3 separate regions of the Homo sapiens genome follow, and regions 2 and 3 are each linked to region 1. A link is a loop called in an ENCODE intact Hi-C map of the cell type or tissue named here. Cell type or tissue: mammary epithelial cell. All regions are shown on one strand. Each heading gives the region's core, and the rest is flanking DNA. Links, peaks and the distances in the headings are about the cores only.

Region 1 (8,006 bases), core at 1,916-6,915:
GCAATATTACTACTATAACCAGAAGTGAAACCGGGACTATTCTTTTTAAAATGTGACCTAATATAATGCATGATCAGAGACTCTGATTTCAACTCTGAGGAATGATCAGTGGTTTGGGTCCCTCTGGGTTCACTATGACATTATTAAAAGAGTTCTGTCAAGATTAGGGTGTTCCCAGAGGGCGAGAGTGAGATGAGACACTCCTTGCTCTGCACCCCTGCAGCCACTGGATGAAGTCTCACACACTGAGTTGACGTAGGTCTACATATTGTTTTACACATATTTCCTATTGCTCTTTGACCTTCTTGAGGTAAACATGTAGACCGTGCAAAGTGCCTGGTACTAATCAATACATATTCATTGAATAAATGATTGAAGGAATGAATGAATTGAAAGCATGTAAGAATGACTGGATTTCTCAACAACTTGCGAGGTTTTTAAATATGTTCTACAATCTGTCCTGTAACAATTTTAGTTACCACCATTTTAAATTCAAAGTTTGCTTTAAAAAAATAAGTGAGAATGCTTTCGGATTTCTTTATTCCTTCCTAGAAATATATATCACCTATTTTTAAATTCTATTGTATCTACCTAAAACAGAAGTGTCTGGAGTAACTTTTGCTGTAGGAAAACTCTTGCTGTTGGAAAATGGGGACTATTTGATTGAAAGTATACATTAGATGACAGAAATTACACTCGGGAAAAATGTTTATAAAATCAAGTTATATCAGGCACAGTGCTTCACGCCTATAATTCCAATGCTCTGGGAGGCCAAGCCAGGAGGATCCTTTGAGGCCAGGAGTTTGAGGCTGCAGTGAGCGTTGATCGCACCACTGCATTTCAGCCTGGGCAACAGAGAGAGAGAGTCTGTCTCTTTTAAAAAATCAAGTTAGTCTGTCTTATGGAATCAGAATGGCCGTGGTCAGTGGAAATGGAAAAAAAAAACCCAAAGAAATATAATTTGATTATAAAACCTTACTTGAATCAAGAACCAATGAGGTAAAGATATGAAAGTTAACAAATTCTTAATGTTATATCAAAGTTTTATATAAGTAATTCAATTAAGAAAACATCAGGGAATATAACAGGTGAATTACTAAAAATAATGTAAAAATCTCCATGATATTAGGCAACTGGTATAAACTAATGTATAAAGTTTTTCACTTTTTAAAAATGTATTTACCTGTTTCCTAGTAGTAGAAGGTAGCATTATTAATTATATATTAATATTTCAGAAATAGAACAAAACAGGGAGAAATAATTTGAGCAGCAAAACAATATTTTATGAGAATAACACTTTTAAATATTTTTAGAAAGTGTTCATATTACTGATCTGGCTTTCCAAAGAGTCTATGATTCAAAAATGAACTAGATGAGTGCCTTAAAATTTATGAGACTTCTGGCTCCCCAGTAGTTAGTGTCTTGTTAAGACATCAAGAATCTAGTTTGCCTCTTCTGAGTGTAGATCACTAGGTTGTGCTACTTATCTGTTGAGTGATATTTACTGAAGGGACAGATATTGGAAATGATTTTTCTGAGAAACTTAATATTTTCATAGAAATCAAACAAATTCCATTTACCTACAGTGAAAGGTTGGCATCAACAGTGTTGGCTTCTAGTTATTACTAAAATATCCATGGAAAACAAAAGGAGAAATGGGCAAGGATGTCACAGGTGTCATTTACTTCCTCTTAATTGTACATCTACTCTACAAAGACCTTCATTAGGAATCTGTTCTCCAGGATTTATTACAAAATATTCTGCTACAGGTAGGGGAATCTCTCAATTCCTGGACTATTCATATGATAAATGAGCATGAACCTCTCTGTGACATGTCTATTATCAAAGTGAACTGTTATGTAAATCTTGCATTGCCATTTAATTTCTCATTCATGTAGTTTTATCTCTTCAACTGGATTGTAAGATTTGGGAAGGTCACAGAACATTATCCAATTTTCTATCCCACTCACGATGCTTTTCAGTCTCTAATAAGAACTCAATAGTTATTGACTTCCTATTGGGAAAAGATTCAGCCAAAAATACCAAACCTGAGCACTGCCTATCAGCTGCCAGTTCAATTCTGTGACTTGCCAATTTAATTTTGAGTGAGTATAAAGTAACTTATTATGCAAAATGAAAAACTGGGTAAATTTGAAAAGAATATTTCTTCCTCTGATGCCATCAAAATTCAAGATTTTCTTTCTCCCCAAAAGGCCCAAATAACTTGCACACTTCTACTACATTAAGATCCAAGTGTTGCAATTAAAAAACAGCATTTCAAATAAGCCCACCCTATACATATACTTTAAAATATGTTATTTCCACTTATGGTAGGTTTATATTACAAAGAATTAGCGAATTTTACAAGCAAATTATGTACTAATCAGTGTAAATATTCTGTCTTGAAATACCAACGTCCTAATTTTGAATTAACAGTCAATAAAAATTACATCCAGAAAGCAGATGGAATTTCTACTTAATTTGCTTGTATCACACTGTTAAAAAAAATAAAGGTAAAAGCACAGTATTTGGAAAAAGCTGAGTATTTTCTGTTTACTGAGGAAATAGTAGTTATTTCAAATAATTGCTAAGATTTGCTACATCTTTACTTCAAATTGGTGAATTACTTTAACAACTAAATGTTTTCTTAATAATATGGAGGAATACACAGGCAAGAAGATCCTTTAGTATACCACTATAGTATTGTGTCATTTTTTTCTAAATTATCTATTATACTATATCATGTTAGGTATTCCATCCTAACAATATTTTAAACATCTTAAACAAAGAGGAAAAAAAATATATTGTCAAATCAAAGGGAGAAATATTTAGTAGCATCTGTTTTACAGCATCAAGCATCACTTGAATATTTTCAAACCAAATAATATAATACTATCAAAGATATCAAATTGGCATAAAACATTCTGTTTAGAAAAACTGAAACATACAACTAGAACTCGATACTTAAAAAACAGAAACTTTGTACCTATTAATAGCTTTAATATTCCTTTTCCTCCCACTTTCTCTGTAACAAAAAGAACCCTAAAACAACACTTTACCTTTGAGTAGTTTCAAAATGCAAAGCAAGGGCATGGGCCTGTAGGTGTTAATCGCTGCTTAGTTGATGTGAGAAAATTCACACGATATTATACCGGGGTTTTAAAAATGAGTGTCCATATTTATTTTGATGAAATGCTAAAAAGCTTTATTTTTCATCTTTCCAGTGAATGCAATATTTCCTTATTTTTTCAATAAAAAATGCAGGGAATCAGCAACATTATTAAATAGATTGCAGTGCCCATTATATATCTCCAGCATTTGATTTGTTGGGGAAAAATTAAAGCTAACTGGCTTTGATGACACAGAAATTTAATACTCAAAATGAATGACATTTAATGTTTTTATAAGAAAAGATGCCTTTTTAAAAAATGTGTTTCAAAGGAGATATCTCTTCTACACAAATATACAAAAAAGGTACTAGAAAAATGGCAAAGCTGTGGAGGTGAGACCACAGAACTCCCATATACTTCCTTTGTTTTGTCATTGTTGATGTAGCCACTAGTCATTTAGATTTAAAGACTGGAACTCTGCTCAATAATCTTCCAGCTCCAACTTTCTCTTCCTAATGCCATACATATACTGACATCTACCTTTTATAGTAATTTTGTTATTTTCTTTTGTTCTTCTTTGCCTTCTTAAGAAATGTGATCTTAAAATTATTTTTTTCTGCAGACACAAGTTCTCAGTTCCTTTACTATTCTGGTAAAATATGAATTGAAATGATGGCCTGGACTAGAAATAATTATTTAAATTGCTTTAGTTTCAGAGAATTGAAAAAGATAAAGCATATTTTCATTTAAGGATAGTTCATTTTAAATAAGCTTCTTCAGGAATCTTAGTTACAACTTGCCTGACCAGTGTCCACTAGATGACACTGTTGTATAAGCACAATAATGAGTGGTGATCGCTTTGACAATAACTAATTTATCATATATATATATATTTAGATATTGTCAGCGTCTCTCTTTCTAGATGAAACTGGCTTAGCATTTTTAATTGGATATGGCTGATAGCTACAACTTCACATCATTTATGGTAAAGTTATCCTAAGAGGTTAAAATGCAATGTAAAAAAAGAAGCATGTATTTCACAGCATTCATACTTTTGCAAAAGAAAAATCTTTTCGAAATCTATATATTTCACAGTTAAAATAGATTTCATTATGAATTTTAAATTGTGCCATCTTAAATCGAGTGACAATGATTGTACTGACAACGTTGGTTATCAAGTAGTATTTTGTCAGTAATATATATATTTTTTTCTTTCTCTCTCCCCTTCCTGGCGTCCTCCCTCCCTTCTTGTCTTTTCAGTTCTCTCTTTCTTCTCTCCTTGATTTTGGATTGAGAGCCGTTCTAGTGCAGTGCCAAAATCAGGGGAAGAATCAATTGCCTTAAGCTAACAGACCCTGTGCCGCATTGTTGCCAAGCTGGGAAACTTTAGCCTGGAAAACTCACAGAAAAACAGACACAATCATGATGTGCCTGTACACATGGAGCCATATAAGGAAACTTTGACTACTTGGAACTGTATACTACAGATTTCTAGACATAGACATTTTGAGATAAAATCTACCACTTGGAAATATCATGTAGATTATTGAGATTTTCCTCAATAATAGTATTCCTTTGTAGGATTTCTTCCTTTCTCATTCTTCTATTAATGCTCAAAAATCACTGTTAAATTAAGCTTGTTTGCTGTTATTTCAATTTAAAAAGAACAGTGAAGTAAAAACATCCATGCTCCCTTCTATAGATTACATACACTAATCTCATGCTGTTTACCTGAAAAATCTTGAGGAGGAGCCAAGCCTAAAAGAGAATTACTCTAAGCACAAGGGGTGATTGAAATGTTTTATGGCATGTGGCATATCTCAGAGGGAAGTGACAGACATGTCACCTTATTTTTTATTTTTTAAGCCAGACATGCTAATGCTAGAGAAGTGGAGATGCCTTATACTTCAGTGAGAAGCCCACTGCACACAGGAATATCTACACCCCAGCAGAATATGCCACACACTTTTATTGCTGAGTTTTTGCTAGACAATGTTTTGTCAATACAACTCACAAACAGAACTCTCAGATCATGCCATTGTATTTATGGCAAGGTACAGAAAAGAGTAGAAAAGGGATTCGCATCCTCAAATTTGTTTTCAAAAACATGGACATCACGTTTAAACACCTGAACAGTCTCTTCATGGGCGGAAGGTGGGAATTCAGATCAGATGAACTTTGCATATACTTAGTTTCTCTTTTTTCATATCTCACAGTCTCTGCTTTCTTCTGCCTTCTTCTTCTTCTTTCCTCCTCCTCCTCCTCCTCCTTCTTCTTCTTCCTTCTCCTCCTCCTTATCTCTCTCTGTGTGTGTGTGTGTGTGTGTGTGTGCATGTGCGTGTGCTTATTTACCAAAAGGAAACTTTAACTGAAAGCTAAAATGTTGCAGATAGAAGAAATTTTATATGCCAGTTCTCTCGTTCTGGGCATACCATATAATCCAATTGAGTCTTAAATTTCCCAGTACCTAATTTTGCATAGGTTGTTATGAAGATTAAGTGAGATCATAATATCTGTGATATTTACATCAAGTTTTTGATATATAGTAGGTATGCAGGAAATACTACCTATGGAAGCTTCCTAAATTGATTGAGAGAGAGAGAGAGAGAACTTTCAAGGGAGGTGGGTGTTAGAAAAAAATTCTATCTATTCAATAGTGGCCCATGAGATGACATTGCTTCAGGCCCAGAGAGAAAGCAAAGGCATAAAGAGAGGAGTAAAAGAAAACAGAAAGTGCCATCAAGATGGGGAGAAGAGAATGTGGAAATGGTGTTACAGGAAAAACTGAGAATGAAAAAGAAATAATATTTTATTGAGTCAAAGAAATGGTAAAAGAATTACCATAATTTGAGTAAACTTTGGGTGCTAAGCACTTTCTATATATTCTCTCATTTAATTCTCACAAAACTCTTGGAAAGAAGTTTTATGAACATGTATTTTTCCTAGTGGAGGAAACTGGGGCTCAAAGAGTTCAGGTAACATGTTCAAGGTACCCTTTGCTCCTAAGTGGAAAAGGCTGTTTAAATTCCAAAGCACTTTCCAAGGCTATTAGACCATCTCCTCTCCCTGTGCTTTACAGACAGAGCAAACAGGACTCCAATTTCCATATCCCTGCAATTAAGGCCTGATAAATACCATGTTTGGAAATTTTACTTGAACACTTAGAGTGCATTTTCCTCTAGGAATAAAATATTTAATGCTAGCTAGTGTTTCAACCTAACTATCAAAGCTTATTGAATTCAAAATGTAGCTGATCTATAAATTACAAAAACTCTATTCTACAGTCCTACAAGAGAGTCTACAGAAAACAATGCCTTCTTAATCCTAAATTTGAAAGTTAAGCCTGGGCACAGTGGTTCACGCCTGTAATCTCAGCACTTTGGGAGGTTGAGACAGGCAGATCATGAGGTCAGGAGATCCAGACCATCCTGGCCAACATGGTGAAACCCTGTCTCTACTAAAAATACAAACATTAGCTGGGCATGGTGGCACGTGCCTGTAAACCCAGCTACTCCAGAGGCTGAGGCAGGAGAATCACTTGAACCCGGCAGGCAGAGCTTGCAGTGAGCTGAGACAGAGTCACAGCACTCCAGCCTGGCGACAGAGGGAGACTCCGTCTCAAAAAAAAAAAAAAAAAAAAATTAAGAAAGAAAGTTAAGGCCATGCTACTCTTTATCATAGCAGTTAGAAGCCACTTCTGTATCTTTGTCTTATGGGTAGATTTAATATATGTGAAGGTGAAAATGAAGGATAGGTTCCCCAAACTAGAGGATGTTGTAGTAGCCATTATTATGCATTGCTATCTGAGAGCTGTTTGTAAGGTGAGTGACCATGTATGTGATGGACAATCAATGCATGTTTTAGCAGATATGTAAGTGTATGTCTCTAAGTCTGAGAAGCTCACTCAAATGCACAGATACACATATATGTATATAGACCCGATAATAGCTCAGTGTCCCTCCTGAGATCTGAGATATACAAGGCTTGGCATTTGCCCCTTTTCCAGCATGCCTGAACATGCCTGAAATATGAAATATGGATCTCTTACCACTGAATTACTTTAACAAGTTTAGCAAAAGGCAATATGATTTCAGTAGTTGTTTATAGAACTGGAAGTACTCCCCACCCCCCATCTTTGGTGTCAAATTTTAGATTTTAAATGTGTGCACTAGCCCAGTTTAGAAGGCCTGGAGATGTGATGAGTATTTTCAATAAAACTCTCTCAATTTCTGAAGCTCTTATAGTGATGCTCTATTTGTTCTTTCCTCTATGAGAAATCTGCATGAACACCACCAGGTGATGAGTGCACCAGCAGCATAAATAACTCATCACTATTCTCAATCCACAGTTCATCACCAACCTTGCACGAGGGAGAAAAACTAATTGTTATCTGCTGTCCTTTTTATTTTTTCTCCTGTCTCCAGCAATCCATCTCCCTGCCTCCAGCCTCCACCTTCTACTAACATTTTTCCATCCATCCTTCAGTATTTTATCCTTATGACACTACCTGCAATCTATGATTATTTACTTTTCTGATTATAAATGACACTATCTCCCTATAGAGAAAACATAAGTTATGGCAAATGTAGGGTAGTTAAAATTACGAGAATAGTTAGGAAACCCTAGTGGATCTGTTTCCAGGTACCTATGATTTTCTGATTAGTTTCCCTTAAGACTTAAAAATTATAACTTAGTACAGACAAGAGAATTTCTGGGCTGCTGAACTCAGAGATCAGGACATATGAGGAGTTTGGACATAGTTGCTGTATTATAAATTCTTGTTTTTAGGTATCTTTTCTATGAAATGAGGCATTTCATTGTACTGGCTTCCATGGCCTTGCCTTTGGTTAAGAAAGAATGCTGTATGTTTAGAGAAAATGACTTTTCTAGGGCATA
Region 2 (8,006 bases), core at 1,905-6,904, 1.3 Mb after region 1:
TGGCTTTTCACATTTAAAAGCAGAAATGCTTGCCAAAGTCTAACTGAAGATAGATTTACTTATCCCTAATGTACAATATGATTATTTGCACCATAAAAGGCCCAATACTCTTTGAGTGCAAGTTGACTTGAAGAACTATCTAGATTGATTCTGTTAATTTATTTTAATTTTTACTAGGGTTTACATTTCTATTCTCTCTGCATTCTATGGGGATAAAGCTCAAAGTATAAACCTTGAGTGCTTCCAAATCTAATTAGTACATCCTACTCCAAACAGCCTAACAAAGAGTCAATCAAAGGAGTTCTTTGACCTGCTACTTGATTTGAGAGTTCCTAAGCAGTTTTCGTGTGTGGTTCTAGAATACCCAGAATGCTGATTTTGGTAGGAGGCTGTGGATATGTACTGCGGCTACTTGGCAAAGGAGTCAGTAACTCCTCCCCTGACCCCGGAGGGTTCTGTAATGCCTCAAATGGAATCCAGTTAACACGACACAGAGGCCTCTGGGCATCTATTGCCATCCATTCATTCAGCTAAGATGACTGAAATTCCTACCATGTGTCAGCCACTGTTCTAGACACTTGGGATTTATCCATTTAAAAAAGGAACCTACCCTTGTAGAACTTATATTTAAGTAAAAGAGATAAAAATGAACAAACAGTAAAGATAATAAATGATAGTATATTCGGTGATAAGGGCTATGTAAACAGGAAGGGTGGAGAAGGCAAGGGAGCTCAAAAGTATGGAAGTCAGGAGACAGGTTGCATTTTAAAGGTTAGACAGCAGTGAGTATGGACCTTTTAGAGAAAGTCTCATATGAGCAAAATGTGAAGGAAATGAGAAATAAGCCTCGTGGATGTCTGTGAGAAGAGATTTCCAGGCAGAAGGAATAGCGAGTAAAAAAGCCTTAAGGATCAGCCAAGAGTAGGGTGTCTGGAGTAGAGTAGATAGGGGGAGTAATAAGAGACAAAGTCAGGGAGGTAAGTAAGGTAGAGTAGAGGAATAGTGGCCATGCTCATGCTCTAACTTAGTTCCCTTCTAATTCAAGAACCTGTTAGTCACCTTCTATGCACCTCGTGCCTCGCTTGGTCTTCCCAGCTTCCCAGTTCGGTCTGGCATACACTTATTAAGCTTCCATTATATGCCAGGGACTGTGTTAGAAAATGCAAGCACAATCCTACATGAAGCGAGATCACTATACATCTTCAGTACTTCCCATTCCATTTTGGATCACTATGACAAGGTTTGCAGATGTGATATGTACTCAGAAGTGAACTTTCCCTACCTCCTCATGTTTACAGATCTATTAGACGTATGATCCACTCAGCTCACACTTACATTTGGCTTCATGTCATCACACAAAAATTAATTACTTGATTATTGGGAAAAAACAGTATTATAGTGTACCAAATGAGCTGCACTTTCAAAACAAGCCAGAAACATCTTTATTCTCTTAAAACCCACTAAGCTCCTCTTCTTGGCTATGGATAAAATCCCAGAGTTTTTCTGATCACTTCCAGACATTAGAACACCCTCAGATAATAAAGAGTCCAGCCAGGAAACTTGTGGCTCTCCTCTTATTTAAACAATCTCTGCTTTAACCTGCACTAGGCCCTATAGCATCAGTAGAGAAAAGGCCGGATGCTTAGGTCGTCTGTGATTATCTTCTGCCTCCCTCTCCCATCCTTCTTCTCCACTTCTCCATGTCACCTGTGATTCCTCCATTGTGCTGGGAAAGGATGAAGCATATGAGGCTAAAAGATGATTGTGTAGTGCTCTTATGGCATGGTTGTGATATTGATGCAATCAGGGCAGGTGCCAACTCTTTTTCTTAAAGGATACCTCTGTGGGATCTTCAGAGCCTCCCATTCTGTCTCCCTGGTGATACCTTCTGCTCTGCCCATTATGATTTCCTATGCTTCGGCATTTCACCCCTGAAGTCTCTTTCTACTGGGATTACCTCTCCTTGGCAGGGCTTTCAATGTAGTTATATTGCAGCAGCTTTCCAGAGTGTCCCCAAAAAAAACTCCTGTCTCTGTCATCATAAGCAAACACCTCTACTGGCCCTACTATCAGGGAACCCTCACAACCAACCTCTGACATACAGGCCTTTCTCAGCAGTAGTCAGACACCAGCCTCCTTACTTTAACCCTCCACAGCTACCCACCCAAGCACCCAGGGGCATGTCCATGTTCAGGTTGCTAAGACTGGTATCACTACAGTCAGCAAGTGTCCCATAAAGGCAGATTTTTTCCAAGTAGCAAATAGGTAGCCCAGAGTAAAAAAAAAAAAAAATGTCAGTTGCCTCTTTGGGCAAGTACCCCACTCTTGATTGTATTTAGAGTGTCTTCTGTCACTTGGCTTGAGGTAGCGGAAACAGAACATTCTACAGGAGAGAGCAGAGAAAATTACAGCACTTTTTCTGGGCTATCAATACATAATCTTTTCTCCAGTGTCTTCTCTGCCTCTCCTTAGAGCTATGGGTGACAGGGAAAGATCCCAGACCTACAGAGTAAATTTGAATCACATCTCACCAAGTCCTGCCTGATCCACCTTTAGAAAGAAGGAGATTTGCCAACATTCCTTTCATAGTTGGGGCCTCATCTAAGACTGAGAAACATCTTATGACATCCTATTACAATAATGCTGCCTTTGCCTTTAATCTGTTGTTCGTAAACATAAAAAATCTTTTCAGTCTAGAAATATCTGGTAGTGTGGTAATGACGTTTAAAACCAAGGATGTAATGATACTTCAGTTGGTTAAACTCAAGTTTTGTAAAGACAGGTCCAAGATTTTTTAAATCCATGAATAGAACCCAGTCTTGGGGTTTAATACTGTTTCATTTTCTTTTGCATATCTAAACTTATGAGTGTTATTAGGTTTTTCATAATGTTTTGATTTTTCTTTAAAAGATTCATCTTGTGAAGCCATTTTCAGAATACATAAATTTTTTTTTATTTTTATAACTTGTTTCTCAGAAGAACAAAAAACACTTTGCAGTTTTCTAAAAATCCCACTGGCGTGATCCAATTATAATTAGAGAAATCCAGCTACAGCATCAGAAATGAGATGGAAGGAATCTGAGGCACCATGACTGACTTGTTCATCACCGATGAACCGAATCTGGCATCGATCAGAATAGGATCAACAGAATTGTAGAATTCTTAATTTGGAGCTATTATAGGAAATTAATTTACATTTTGGATAAGATTTACTAATCCAAAAACTTAAAAAAGAAATATCCAATTCTGGCAGACTTCTTTTTCGAAAGGACCAAACTCAATGACAAAATTTTAGAATTCCTGAAAAGAGTTAACTGGAATTACCTTGGTGTTTTATTTGATAGGTAATATTTACTACCCACAAGCCTTTGTTATGAGGGTGGAATACATCTACCCAAGTCAGTCATGTGACTGGAATCAGTGAAAGCTCGTCACTGGTGCTGCACAGTAACTCATAAGCAGACAGAAAGCCAGAGGAGAGCTCTTCCTTCTCCAAATCCCTGGAAAATGCATTGCCTTAATTAGCAAACACTATCTTGAGTGACTCCTCTAGAGACTCCCAATTAACTAAGCTTCTAGACTAACATGAATTCTTCTCTCTTATTAGTTCATATTTATGTTTTTTAAATCAACAAAATTTCCCAACACTTTGTCACCCTAGAACCCAACCTTTATGAACATTTTTTGCGAGAAAAATGCAAAAGAATGAAACTAATGCAGTTTATTAAGCAAATAATCTTAAAAGCAGCCCACAACACAACTGCTCACCAGCTCGCAAGCTCACCGGATTATATTTCCTGCTGTTTTCAGTTACTTCTATTTATACTTCTAACCGGATGAACTCACCATGCCCCCTACTGCTTAAGAGCAATACTACCACAGTGTAGCACAACACAGCACATCCTAGTATTCTCCAGAGATTTCCTTCTGGCCATATGGTAGCTTTCAGAATGCTTGTTGAACAACATTGTTTGTCTCCCCTTGGTCACCAATGCCAGGATAAATCTGTGGAGTCATGCTGGCAGAAGAAATGGCCTCCAATCAGCAACAACAAACAAGTTCTTTATTACTGACCCCACCATCTGTCCCTGTTTCCACATGCCATTCTCATATAGAAACAGGTTTCCGCCAGGCCAGGTTCAGTGTGCATCCAGCATCTACCATTAGGTCAGCTTGAATATCCAGATTACAACTGTGCTTATCCTCTTACCTAGCTAACATCCTTTATCCAGAATGGAAAGTGGTTGGTGGACACTGAAAAAAGCCTGTGAAAGCCGTACTGCTGATAAGAGATATGTTTGCTAACGTCTTGGATTAGGGATGTGTACTTAGTGGAGATATCAGCCTCGGTGTGACAAAAGCAAGATGTAAGTATTACTTCCTTTATGTTAAGGTGTGCACCCACCAAGACCACTCTGCTTATAAACAGTGAATATGGAAGGAGTGTTCCCTGGTACTTTAATTATCAGCCCATTTTTACAATTGTGTAGCCAGAGATGTTCCCAAGATGAAGTTGTTTCCTAAAGGCTCATTTCAGAGAGGTAGATCATCCTACATGCTTTGCCATTGTAGTTTCAATATAAATACTTTAGGCCTGCTTGCAGCGCATCTTGAGTGCTCAAAATATCACATTTAGTGACAAGGATAAAAAAGACAGTGCTCTCAAACCAGCAATATTAAAGTAAGTGTGCCAAGAGCACATTATGAAAAAACTGATGGAGATACAGAGCCGACAGAATGTCTGCAGAGAAGCGCAATGAGAGAAATTGTCTTTCCCTGTTAATACCATTATGAGAAAGCTCATGGAAAGTTATTTTATTAAGTGTTTGTGTTATTAAAACCTATTCCCCTGTCTGAAATTTAATGCTACACAATGTACTAAATAGTCAGGTTTCAAGAGAGATGATAAACCTGGAAGAATTACATTACTACCCAAAGTATTGGTCATTGTACAGGGATTTAAAATTTAACAACCACATTAAACACCAAGCCAAATCAATAGTAATATTTTCAGTCTCTCCGAGGCAGATGACTGAATATGCTGAAAGCATTGTGGGGTTGTGTGGCACTGTGTTAGCTGGTCCATGCATCATTGAGGCCCGTGTCTGGTGTAATCAGCTCTGGGAAGACACTGTATTCTTAGCATTCCCGGAAGGCCTGCTGTTCCACAGCAACAAAAGACACAAGCACGGCACAGTACCACAGCACCAGCCGATGAACAATAAACCTGGTTCAGATTGAACTATTTACTTGGCATTTGCTATATCCTTAGGCTCCACTGGAAAAATTAATAGGTGGTCAGCTTTAGCAAATATCACAGTGATGGAATAAGGAGATTTGTTAGCCAACAATTTCTGATTTGTGTCACTTGTAAATATGATGGTTTTAGTTGTCCATTTTAACGATTCTTTCTAGTCGACAAATACCTAGCTGACTACTCTTTACCAGTGTCAAGGATGGCATTGAAAAAAACAAAAAAGATCTAGCTGATTTTGGCTCAGAAGTTCTTTCTTCTTGTCATAAATTTGCGTTCTTGCCTTCTTTAAAGGTGTCATTTAATGGCAGCACCTTATTTTTACTGACAGTGTTTTTGGGGAAGTTCAGACTATTCGTTCGTGATTCATCCAAATACGTGATTCTCCCTTGGATTCCAGCACAATTTGTGACCTTCTAATACTGAAGCACTAAATATCATTCCTGCTTTGATGGCAGGAAGTTTCCAGGGAAAAACCTAGGTGGGTAGGAATTGAGAATTCCATGAGAGAGATACTAAGATACCCCAGTCTGGCATGGGAAAAAAAATCTCATTACGTGTCCAAAAGGAAAAACACACACATGTGTATACATGACTGGATTCGCGAGGCAGTCCACACAGTGTAGGAGAGTGCCACTGAATCCCAGTGCTAAACATGAGACATGCCTCTCATTTTCTCGTCTTTAAAACAGGAATAATAACAGTACTGACCTCATAGGGTGATTGCGAAGACTATATGGAAAAAAGAAACATGTTTAGCACAAAGCATAGCACAATGAGTGCTCAGGATTTTATTTGTGTAATGATTCCTAGCATTTTTAAAGCTTAGAGTTTTATGAATGGAGACTCTGATTTAGGATCATGCTGGATTTCCAACCTTTAAAATTATGCAAGTCATTCTTGTGTGGAAGCAGAAAGTGAATAAATGGATTGGCATCAAACAACATCAGACTGGCAACAGGGAGGCCTAAATTTCAGTCTTAACGTTATATTGACTCAGCTCGCTACTTCTGGGAATGATAGTAACTCCTCGGGCCTTGGTTTCCTCATTTGAACTGAGGGAACTGGACTCTATCAAAGTCCTTTCTGATTTAAAGAACGGTGATCCTGGCTGTGTTCTTCCTTGCATGCAGAAAATGGCCATAGTCCATTGTAGAGGAATTTTGAAAAATAACAGAAACACTCTCTCAGCCTAGTATTTCCACTATTAGTCCATCATTTTTTAACAAGGTCCATCATTAAAAATCCTGTCTAGACATCTGCTTTTAAAAGACAGCTATCAATCAATCAATTTAGCTATTGAGTACCCATGTGGGGTGAGTATAGAGGATAGAAAACAAGAAATCCTGTTCTACCATAAAACCTTGAAATCTACTTGGAAAGAAAAAAGACACTATTTTTTAAAAATTAATATTTAGTAAGGGTCAAATGAGGAACACAGGCAACAACTATTCCACTCATGTTCCTACATGTCTTTTAAAGTAGTTTACCAATTTAAAACATTAAAGGTAATAAAATTTTTAAAATTTAAGACACAGCAGAAATTATTTAGAAAGCAAGAAGTGCTTGTATGGGAAACAAAAGATAAGCTATATTATTAAAACAGGACATCATGTTTTGCTGTAAACTTATTGGTAGCCAAGAAACTAAAGAAATTCATGAGTTTTATAGCTCTCATGGTCTGATAAAAGGGGATGTCTAGGTTTGTCTTAAGAGACAACACTTTGCTCCTGGCAGTAAATATTGGGAAAATTTTGTTACATGGATCCATATTTAATGAACACTTAATAATTTACTGTACAATGCCTATAGCCGGGGTTTTGTGAAAAATACAAAAGTGTCTTTCAAATACCTATACCATATCAATTTTTAGTGAAAGCTAAGGATTAGCTAAATCAACTCAAAAGAAGTATGCTCGAGTGAACCTAAGCTAATAAAATCTAAGAACGTTGCTTCTTGGTGACCAAACTTAATGCTTAGGGAAACTCAGAAAAATGGTGGATTAAGCTGTCTTTTAGGCTGATTTTTTAAAATATCAATTATCTCCAAAACACTTTTTAAATAAAAAAAATATATATATATAAGACCCCACCTGGAAAGAGTAACCCACTAGGTACTGTTCACCTTTGCGTAAATTATTTTATCAGATCTTTTTCTATTTAAACTCCCAACACTGAGGTACTTTCAAATCCATACCTTGGTTTCACTGAGAGGAGGTTAAGTGTCAAAGGCAACGTTAACTTACTTCATCATTATGCCGAGGGCTACTAATAAGAAGCAACATCTCACGTGGCCCTGCAGAGCTGCGCTGAACCTTTAAAAGTATGTAGTAAAAATTCTCTGCTAACTGGGCCACCACCAACTTCAGAAAGTCGTGTCAAAATAGAACATTCAAATAGTGAAAATCTACTGATATTTTAAGATTTAACCAAATGGTCACCCTCTTTAAGGAAGCCTTTGTTGACACGTTTCCTCCTCTTCCTCCCCAAACTTGGTAAAATGGCATAAATGTTAATTCAATTCATTTAATTCTTATCACAACTGCAAGAAATCATGACTATTATTACCATCCTGTCACGTATGAGGAAAGTAGCATACAAAGGTGGTATATAATTTGCCAAACTATCCAGCCTGTCGGTAGCAGACCAGAGAGCTAGACTCAGGCAATCTGTTTCAGAACTCATGCTCATACATACGATGTGAGAATACCAAATTCTGGCTTATTTTAATCTGATCATTTTTCAGAGGAAAG
Region 3 (8,006 bases), core at 2,008-7,007, 550 kb after region 1:
AGGGCTTGAACTTCCAGTGAGATGTCTCTCTTAGCCAGGGGCAATTTCCAGAGAGGGACTCAGCAGACAGCTGTCAACCACTAACATTCCCAGGAGCTGAGAGAATGAGTGCCTCAGTTTTGAATGGGTTGGGGGATGGGTGGTGATCTGTGAAGCACATCATAACATCTGCTACAGATAACCAAAAGGGAAAATACATACTTTAAGGCAAGGATATGAAGAACTTGCTCAAATGTAAATGAACTAGAAATTATAAAACAATAAAATTCCAGCAATAAAACAAGAAACCACTTTAAATGCCAGTTCTTGGAATTGTGACAATATTAGATGGTGAGAGGAAACCAACAAGGCCAAGGAAAAGACCCCTAAGTAGTAAGGCAAATTATTTCAGGGGACATTCATTCTAAAGGATGTTTTCCCCCACTTTAAGTTAGATAAGTCTATAAACTTTCCCCTTACACTGCATTTTACCCAAAATCTTTCATAGGCAATCATGCATTAATGACATTTTTCTAGAACGTGGGAACGTGGGCATTGAAAGATTATATCTTTAAATTTGTAATATTTAATTTATATGACACTGTTCAATTTACAAAATACTATTGCATATATTTTGACATCTGACTCTCATAGTAATCCATTCAGTTAAACCACTCATTTAAAATCACTAAGCGGCAATTTTTGTTTTTCATTTAGTGGCTAAAGGTTTGTGGTAACAGAGACAATGTCTCTATTGTCCACTGAGATGTCACTAATGCTTATGACAGTGTCTGAAACAATTGTACTCAATAAATAATTGCTAAATAAATTTATGGGAGAGGTTTGTAGTTTCTCTGTGTTATCTGTGCTTTTTATGGCATTTACATAATACATGCTGATATACTGCATATCTATATATGCAATATGATAGACATGTAGTTGAGCACATTATACTGTTTGTTCCATGAAATATGAACCAACGTATTCCTTTTGGTCTTTTTAACAGGAATGCTGGAAATATTTGGGCCTAACTGATCTTTAGTCATTATCCTACTGGTCAATATGGGTAGGAATTAATTTGGCCCTTGAAAATCAGACAGCGGAAAAAATGCACCTCATGATCATTCAGCCTCTGACTTTTTGGGAGGAAATCATTTTCAAAGAAATGTCCCCCACCAAAAAAAATCTCTTAATGCTACACTGCAAAGGGAAAATAAAGGCATATGGAAATCTGAATTTTTGTTGTGTTTCTAAATTTGTAATATTGAATAACTTTTTAGATGTGAAATTAAAGATGACTCATAAGTCCTACTTCTGACTTTGGTAGTAATAATATTCATTTATGTACTGTAAACTATTAGGTTCAAACATAAGCTGTTTCTCCAAAGCCTACAAAAAATTAATGTGGAACACCTGATATTTCACTGTGCTTCCAGATGGAGGGACAGCTTGACAAACGCCATCATAATTTACAACTTTTAAAAAGTGTGGTGCAAATGCATTTGCAGTAAAAGCTTTAAACAGCTTGCATTATTTACAGGTACAACTGTGCTTAATGTGCAATTTCAATGAATTTAAAATATTATTAGATTAAATCACTGATCACAGAGCATAGGTGTGGCACGTGAGCAATGTGATTAGATGCCTTAATTAATATGTCAGAACAGGATACATCTGTTTGATGAAGTTGGGGGGGATGGTAAATAGCATTTAAATTTTATATTTGATTATTGACTATCACCGATGAAACTCTTATCTTTGGAAAACCACCGTATATTGGACTTATCCTCTATAGTTGTTTAGGAGAATTATAACAGAAAACGAATATGAAAATACACTGTATAACTCTTAAAGATAACTTGGATTCTTGTACACATAAATTAACTATCAATTGCTAACTGATAAGATGTATGTTAAAGTGTAACCTGAAAGAGCAATAAGCCTGTATCCCTGTAAGTTAGGAAATTGAACATTGAACCTGACTGATTAAATTGGGGAAGAAATCATATGTATTATAATTATATATATTATATTTGTAAATTTATATATGTTTATATGTGTATATCTTTTCTCAATATATACATATGTGTGTATATGTATGTATGTATTTGGGTGTTTATATGTGTATTTATATATATAGACTGATAGAAAAATAGATATAGATAGATTTATCTATCTCTCTATATCTCCAAGAGGATCTAGAGTAAGTGGGTAAGGTGTGGTTGTAGGGAGATGCAGGAACATCTGACTTTGGAACATTACTCCATGAAAAGATAAGTAGTTATTTTGACCCATTTTAACTACAAATTCATTGATAGATATTGTGACCTATTTCTCAGCAGTAAGTAGGACAATGAGAATATGTGATGCAGAGAAACTAAAGTTTCTAAAATGAACTGCCCAGTGTATAAACGAATGTACTCTGTTCATTCAATCACCAAGTGTTCTTGGTCTCTTATGCTTCAGTCCTGAGCTAGGAACTGAGTATCCAGTAAACAATAAAAGTACACATGGGCCCCCTCTTCCTGGAGCTTCCTCTCTAAATAGAAGACATATATTAAATGAATCACATTCAAATAAATATTTAAACAACATTTGAAAAGTCTATGAAGACGAAATATAATGAAAAAGACAGAGTGGGTGTAATTTTGTTGGTGATGGGGTTAGATCATAAAGGCTTCAGTGAGACCTAAATGATGAGTAGAAGGGGAAGAAGAGCTCCAAGTGGAGGGCAATGTGCAAAGGTAGAGAAGTGGATGGAGGATGAGAAGATTACCTTGTGGTTGGAACATAATGAGTCAGGGCAAGAGTGGCGGAGAAGCGGAGTAGAGCAGGTTATTCAGCGGTTACTAGGGAGTTTGTATTATATTCTGACTGCAATGGACCATTGAAGGATTTATACCATGGGTACCTGGGTGTGTGGATGTATCGTTGTATGGCATGAGCCAGTTAATACTTTCTAAAGCTCAATCTGGTATGGATATGAGGTAAGAATAGAAGCTAGAATACCAGTAGCTTGGACCATGGTGGATGCAGCAAAATGGAGAAATGAATGATTCAAAATCTATTTAGGAGGTTGACTTCTGAGAGTTTGGGCATAGATTAAATGAGGCAATAAGGATAAAGGAGTCAAAGATGATTCTAAGGTTTCCATTTAACTTTCTAGTGTCTGTTAATATTTGATTCAAGAAAAATGTATCTGTCTTTTAGTAATTTCCAGGTTCTGGAAGGTAATCTGATGGTTTGTTCAGAGAAGCCTTCTCAACCACGCAAGGTACCCATACCCTAGTTATTCTGTCCTATTTTTCTTTTATCTTACAAGCAGGCATCACATTTTCTTACTTGCTTATTTTGAGTATAATCTCCATGACAGTGATGTGTATTCTTGAAGACTATATCCGGAGAACCTAGCACAGTGTCTGTGTCTGGCATATTGAAAATGCTCAATAAACATATTCGTTGAATAAAACGATGAATGGACTAATGAAAAAATAATAAGGGAGAAATACTTGACTCCAAGGTGTCACTACCTAGCCAAGTGCATGAAGGAGTGCCGCAAATGTCCTAACGGAAGTAGAAAGTGTTATGGTAGAAGAGAGGTGGGATGCATCTAACAGGGGTGGGGGGGGGGCGGGGAGAAAAGGAGAGAGGTCTGGAGTACACATATCCTCAAAAAACGAGGTGAATGTTTTCTGGATTGGGACCAACTCTACAGGAAATCTCTCCCTTCTCCTCAGCAAGCTCTAGAGCAAAAACGAAGAGCAACTTTTCAAAAGAGTTTCACGTTTTAGAATAAAAAATATTTAAAAAAATAACCATTAAAATGAGACTTTCCTGCAAAAAGACAACCTTGATTATGTACCACCTGCAGCACTTCCTGTATGCTGCTGCGGGCTGTGGATGTTTTTGCTCGCCTCCCTCCCCTCCCCGCTGGGGCTGTGAACTCTCAGAAGACCGGTGCTTTGGTATCCTCCACTGCAGCTCAAACCCCGCCCACCTACTTGGTGGATGGATGGAGGAACATCTACTATTTCATCCTTGAGGAGTTCCTGAAAATGCAGTTGCCCCTCAAACAATGTATCTACATCTCGCGGGGTTTCTGTGGAAGAAAAGAAAAAGTGCAAGTTGTTGCTTGGAGCGCGGACTGCTTTTACCTTTGCCTGGGGATCCCTCCTATCTGGCCCCGCCTGCCTAGCTCTGTTTTTAGCAGTTTAGAGATTAAAGGCCAGTCCCCAGAGCGGGTGCTCTACTCCCTCCCTCCCTTCTGCTTGCAGGCTGGGGCGCGGAGCGGGCTGAACTGGGAAGGCCGGGCTGCGGCTGCCGTGCCTGGCGCGGGAGCCGCAGGACCGAGAGCGCAGCCCCGCCCCGGGGGCGTTGCCGCCCCGCGCCCGCTCCGCCCCCGCGCCGCCGGCCCTAGTCTGCCTGTTTTCGACTCGCGCTCCGGCTGCTGTCACTTGGCTCTCTGGCTGGAGCTTGAGGACGCAAGGAGGGTTTGTCACTGGCAGACTCGAGACTGTAGGCACTGCCATGGCCCCTGTGCTCAGTAAGGACTCGGCGGACATCGAGGTACGGACTTCGCGCCGGCTCGTCGGTGGTGGCGGGGTGGTGGGGAGTGCTCTGCGGGTAGGTGCCGGGGAGGCCCCCGCGGCCCCCGCACCCCGGAGAGTGAGAGACGCGGGAAAGTTTCCCCCGTGGGAGCTCTGCGGGGGAGCGGAGGAGCGCGGAGCCACAGGCCCGCGTGGGCAGGCGGGGAGCTCAGGGGAGGACTTTCCGCTACTGGAGGGGTTGCCCTTTGCGTCGGGACCTGTTTACTTCGGAAGAGATTTCAGGAAGCCTGTCTTGTCCTCCTCTGAATGTCAGTGACTGAAGAAGCACTGGAGTTCCAGAGAGGTGGACTCTAGGGGGTAGGAGTGCCCATTTCCCACACGTTCTACCCCTTCACCTCCTGTATGTCGTTTCTGGACACCTCCACTGCCCCCATTTCCAATAGCTGAATCCTGCTATTTGCAAAGGTGAAGCATAGAAATAAAACATCTGTGTGTCAGCTGTAGCAGTCGCCTCTAGTCATAGTATTGTTTATGAAATAATTTAACATGGAGAGAATGGAACGAAGTATTCAGAACATGAAAAATGCAGTGCCCTCAGAAAAACTAACTGTATTTTTCTCTCCTCTCAACGGTTTTTGATTCCCTCTTGCACTCCGTTTCTGTTAAAAAAAATCTTTTTTTATGTAAATAAGGTCCTACCTGAAACGACATGGCATTTCCTTTCTCTCTAGTATCTTAATATATGCGATGAAAAGGATTTAATTATCAACAGTGATTTTACACATACTAAACCTAGGTCAGCACTTTTGAGCTAAGACAAACTGATTTTTAGTTTTCTGTTTTGTTTGGGGCTTTTCTTTATTTGAGTCTTCTACTCTGGTAGAAAATTATGTGTGTGTGTGTTTTCTTTAGAAATAACAAAATTTTCCTTTCGTCAGTCCTTTTGGCGGCTTAAGTAAAAGTTTTGCAAACCACCTGTTTGCAAAATAGCTGCTTTTGCCACATTTTGCCTCCGTAATTGAAGAAACTTTATATTCTGGGAGGAAGTAGTCCTGTTTTCTCCAGGCTCCATAACTTGGTTTGAAAAATCATTTTAGTAACAAGAGCCAAAGTGTATTATGTGGACATCTCTGGTTAGTTTACTTTTGGTTTCTGTTTTGGAGAGTTGACTTTTTGATATTGAGCAATATGATATATTTAACAAATAGTTGTTCATCTGTGTGCAGGATAATAGATACTTGTCTTTTTCTATATTTCATTTAGGGTAGTCTATTCCTTTTTGGTCCTTGTGACTTTGACTTAACTTTTTAAAAAATTTTATTTACTAAGTCGAAAAACAAGCTTCTGACAGTATTAAGGCAGTATTGATTTAAGATATCGGAGTTGACTTAGGATGGGTGGCTTTTGGCTCTTTAATTTCAGAATGGTGTGTTATCTGCTTAACTGATTTCTTTCTCTGCAGTTGTCTTCGAAATCAGTTCTTACATTCTACTGAGGAGAAAGATGCCAGTGAAACATTGAATGCCAAGCTTGATTTCATATATTGTTTCAACTAAGAACATTTAAGAAGCCCATCCTTCCCACTCCCTCCACTCAATTCAACCTTAGTCTATATGGCCAGTTTGCCTAATATTACTTTTAATCTAGATTGCTGGTGTTCAAACACCTTCAGCTCTTATGTAGTTCATATGTGCAACACTTTAATCAGTAACATCTTTCATCACTCACAGCACCTTACTTTTCCCTCAAAGTAATACCCGTGATTCATGAGCTAGAATACCATGAAAGAGCATGAAATTAATCATTAAAATATAATGCAGTGAGGAAAAATACATTAAGCTTAGGGGAGCACATTCAAGCATAAATGCCTCAGTTGATCCTATTGATTTACCAAAGTTCATTTTTGTGTTGAAGAATTAGAATGAATTATAAAGGCTCAGTTTTCCATCAAATTTGAATGCTTTTCTTGAACAAATTCATTACAACCATTGTCTAGAGATCTGATTGTGATCATTGTTTTAGCTTCAAATACATGGATAAGCAAGTAATATTTTAAAAATATTGGTATGAAGCAGTTAATGAATGTGATAAGAACACATTGATAAATGTGAAAAGTACTTGACAATTGTTAAAAGAACAGAAGGTGATGATAACAACCTACTCTAATAGTGACTGACTTTTCCCTATGAGCTAACTACAGAACCTCAGGTTTCAGTGAAACAGCCAAGAAATATCTTTGTTTCTGGGGGAAAAGTTATTGAGGTATATATAAAGGTGCTTTGTGTGCCTGCTTCATAATTTCTAGTCTGAATCCAATATCACATCAGGATTTGACGGTTAGGAACATGGAAAACAATCAGATCACCAAACTCCATAGCTGGAATATCCCTGGGCTGGGAGATAGGCAAGGAAAGGATGTGTTACTTGGTAATAGGACCTAGCTCATTACTCAGAATTGTTGTTGTTGTTGTTGTAATCATAGAAGTTGCATGAGAAATCATGTTTTTTTTCAGATATATTAATGTGGTTCAGAGCCTGGCTTCTGAAACCAACTGCCTCTGATTGAGGTCTAACTTTAAGCTGTGTGTTTGGGCAAGTTAGCCTCTCTGAATTGCACATGGAAAATCTGCTAAGGATAATAAACAAATGTCACAAGTTGACAGCATCTTGTTGGGAAAAAGGACAAAAATGTTAAAAAATAAAGATAACAGAAAAATATATCTTATTCTCAGGAAAATCACTTCCAATGAAATGATTAGCATTTTAAAGTCCGTTAATAGTAGTTATATGCTTTTAGAAGTTATTTTGCTTTGTGAGTGTACTGTTTGGATACAGTCTGAATTTTGTCAACGATGACTTTAATACAAACTCTCCTGGGATGGTTTCAAAGAAGGTTAGTATTGGACATTGGTCACTTTCCCAGGCCTCAGCAGTAACTTAACAGCACTTCTTCATTTAGATTGAATTTACAGCCAGTATATTGTGAATATCTGCACACTTGAAAGGAAATGAGAATTATTTTGAAACAGTACTCTTTTGTTCAAGACCTTGTTCCCCTCCACCGGCAAGGATAATGAGAATAGACTTTGAAAGTATATATATCTAAACGAAATGTATGCAGCTGCAGCAAGCTTTTAACTATTTGAATACTAGTACTTTTGATATATATTTGTAGCCAAACCAAGTTGCTATCTGTTACTGTACTGCTACCACAGTCACAATCACAAGGCCCATTCCTTGAATGATCAGTTAGTGAATGTTAAAGGGTTATAAACTTAATTCACATTTACCCTAAATGAAAAAGGGATTTTAGTCCATTGTCCACAAAATCAAATGCATTTTAAGTCAAACAGAAATGGTTTCGGAATTACTGATACTGTGACTTCTATTCATTTGAAAAGGTAATTGGGAATTTTCTGTATGATTAACTAGGAAAATGAGATTAAAAATAGCGAATTTGGAAAATAGAAGCATAATGGG

The links. Hi-C counts contacts between places; a loop is a spot of excess contacts. Peaks named below come from ENCODE experiments on the same cell type or tissue, not always from the same donor. Only the 100,000 strongest peaks of a DNase experiment are listed, where the experiment ranks them.
Region 2: a loop joins it to region 1, with 7 times the contacts of the local background. A loop is called at or near these places in 3 of 110 quality-filtered maps.
Region 3: a loop joins it to region 1, with 10 times the contacts of the local background. A loop is called at or near these places in 5 of 110 quality-filtered maps.

What each region holds. Positions count from the first base shown.
Region 1 is chr1:98,464,238-98,472,243 of GRCh38, reverse strand. No RefSeq gene overlaps it. Among named protein-coding and RNA genes, the nearest start is that of SNX7-DT, 190 kb to the left of the region's middle. In mammary epithelial cell, for the core only: a CTCF peak has its summit at 3,927 (motif pointing right); no DNase peak of the experiment used is centred there; H3K27ac peaks cover 583 bases.
Region 2 is chr1:97,134,309-97,142,314 of GRCh38, reverse strand. The region is part of intron 20 of DPYD (dihydropyrimidine dehydrogenase); the gene reads left to right. The region is part of intron 1 of DPYD-AS1 (DPYD antisense RNA 1); the gene reads right to left. Among named protein-coding and RNA genes, the nearest start is that of DPYD-AS1, 42 kb to the right of the region's middle. RefSeq lists an enhancer at 3,916-4,045. In mammary epithelial cell, for the core only: a CTCF peak has its summit at 3,864 (motif pointing left); no DNase peak of the experiment used is centred there.
Region 3 is chr1:97,917,423-97,925,428 of GRCh38, reverse strand. It overlaps DPYD (dihydropyrimidine dehydrogenase), which reads left to right and starts at 4,395. Exons shown (of 23, transcript NM_000110.4): 1 at 4,395-4,545. The coding sequence starts at 4,507. RefSeq lists a silencer at 4,190-4,589. In mammary epithelial cell, for the core only: no CTCF peak of the experiment used is centred there; DNase peaks (open chromatin) are centred at 4,078, 4,248 and 4,868; H3K4me3 peaks cover 2,645 bases; H3K27ac peaks cover 2,952 bases.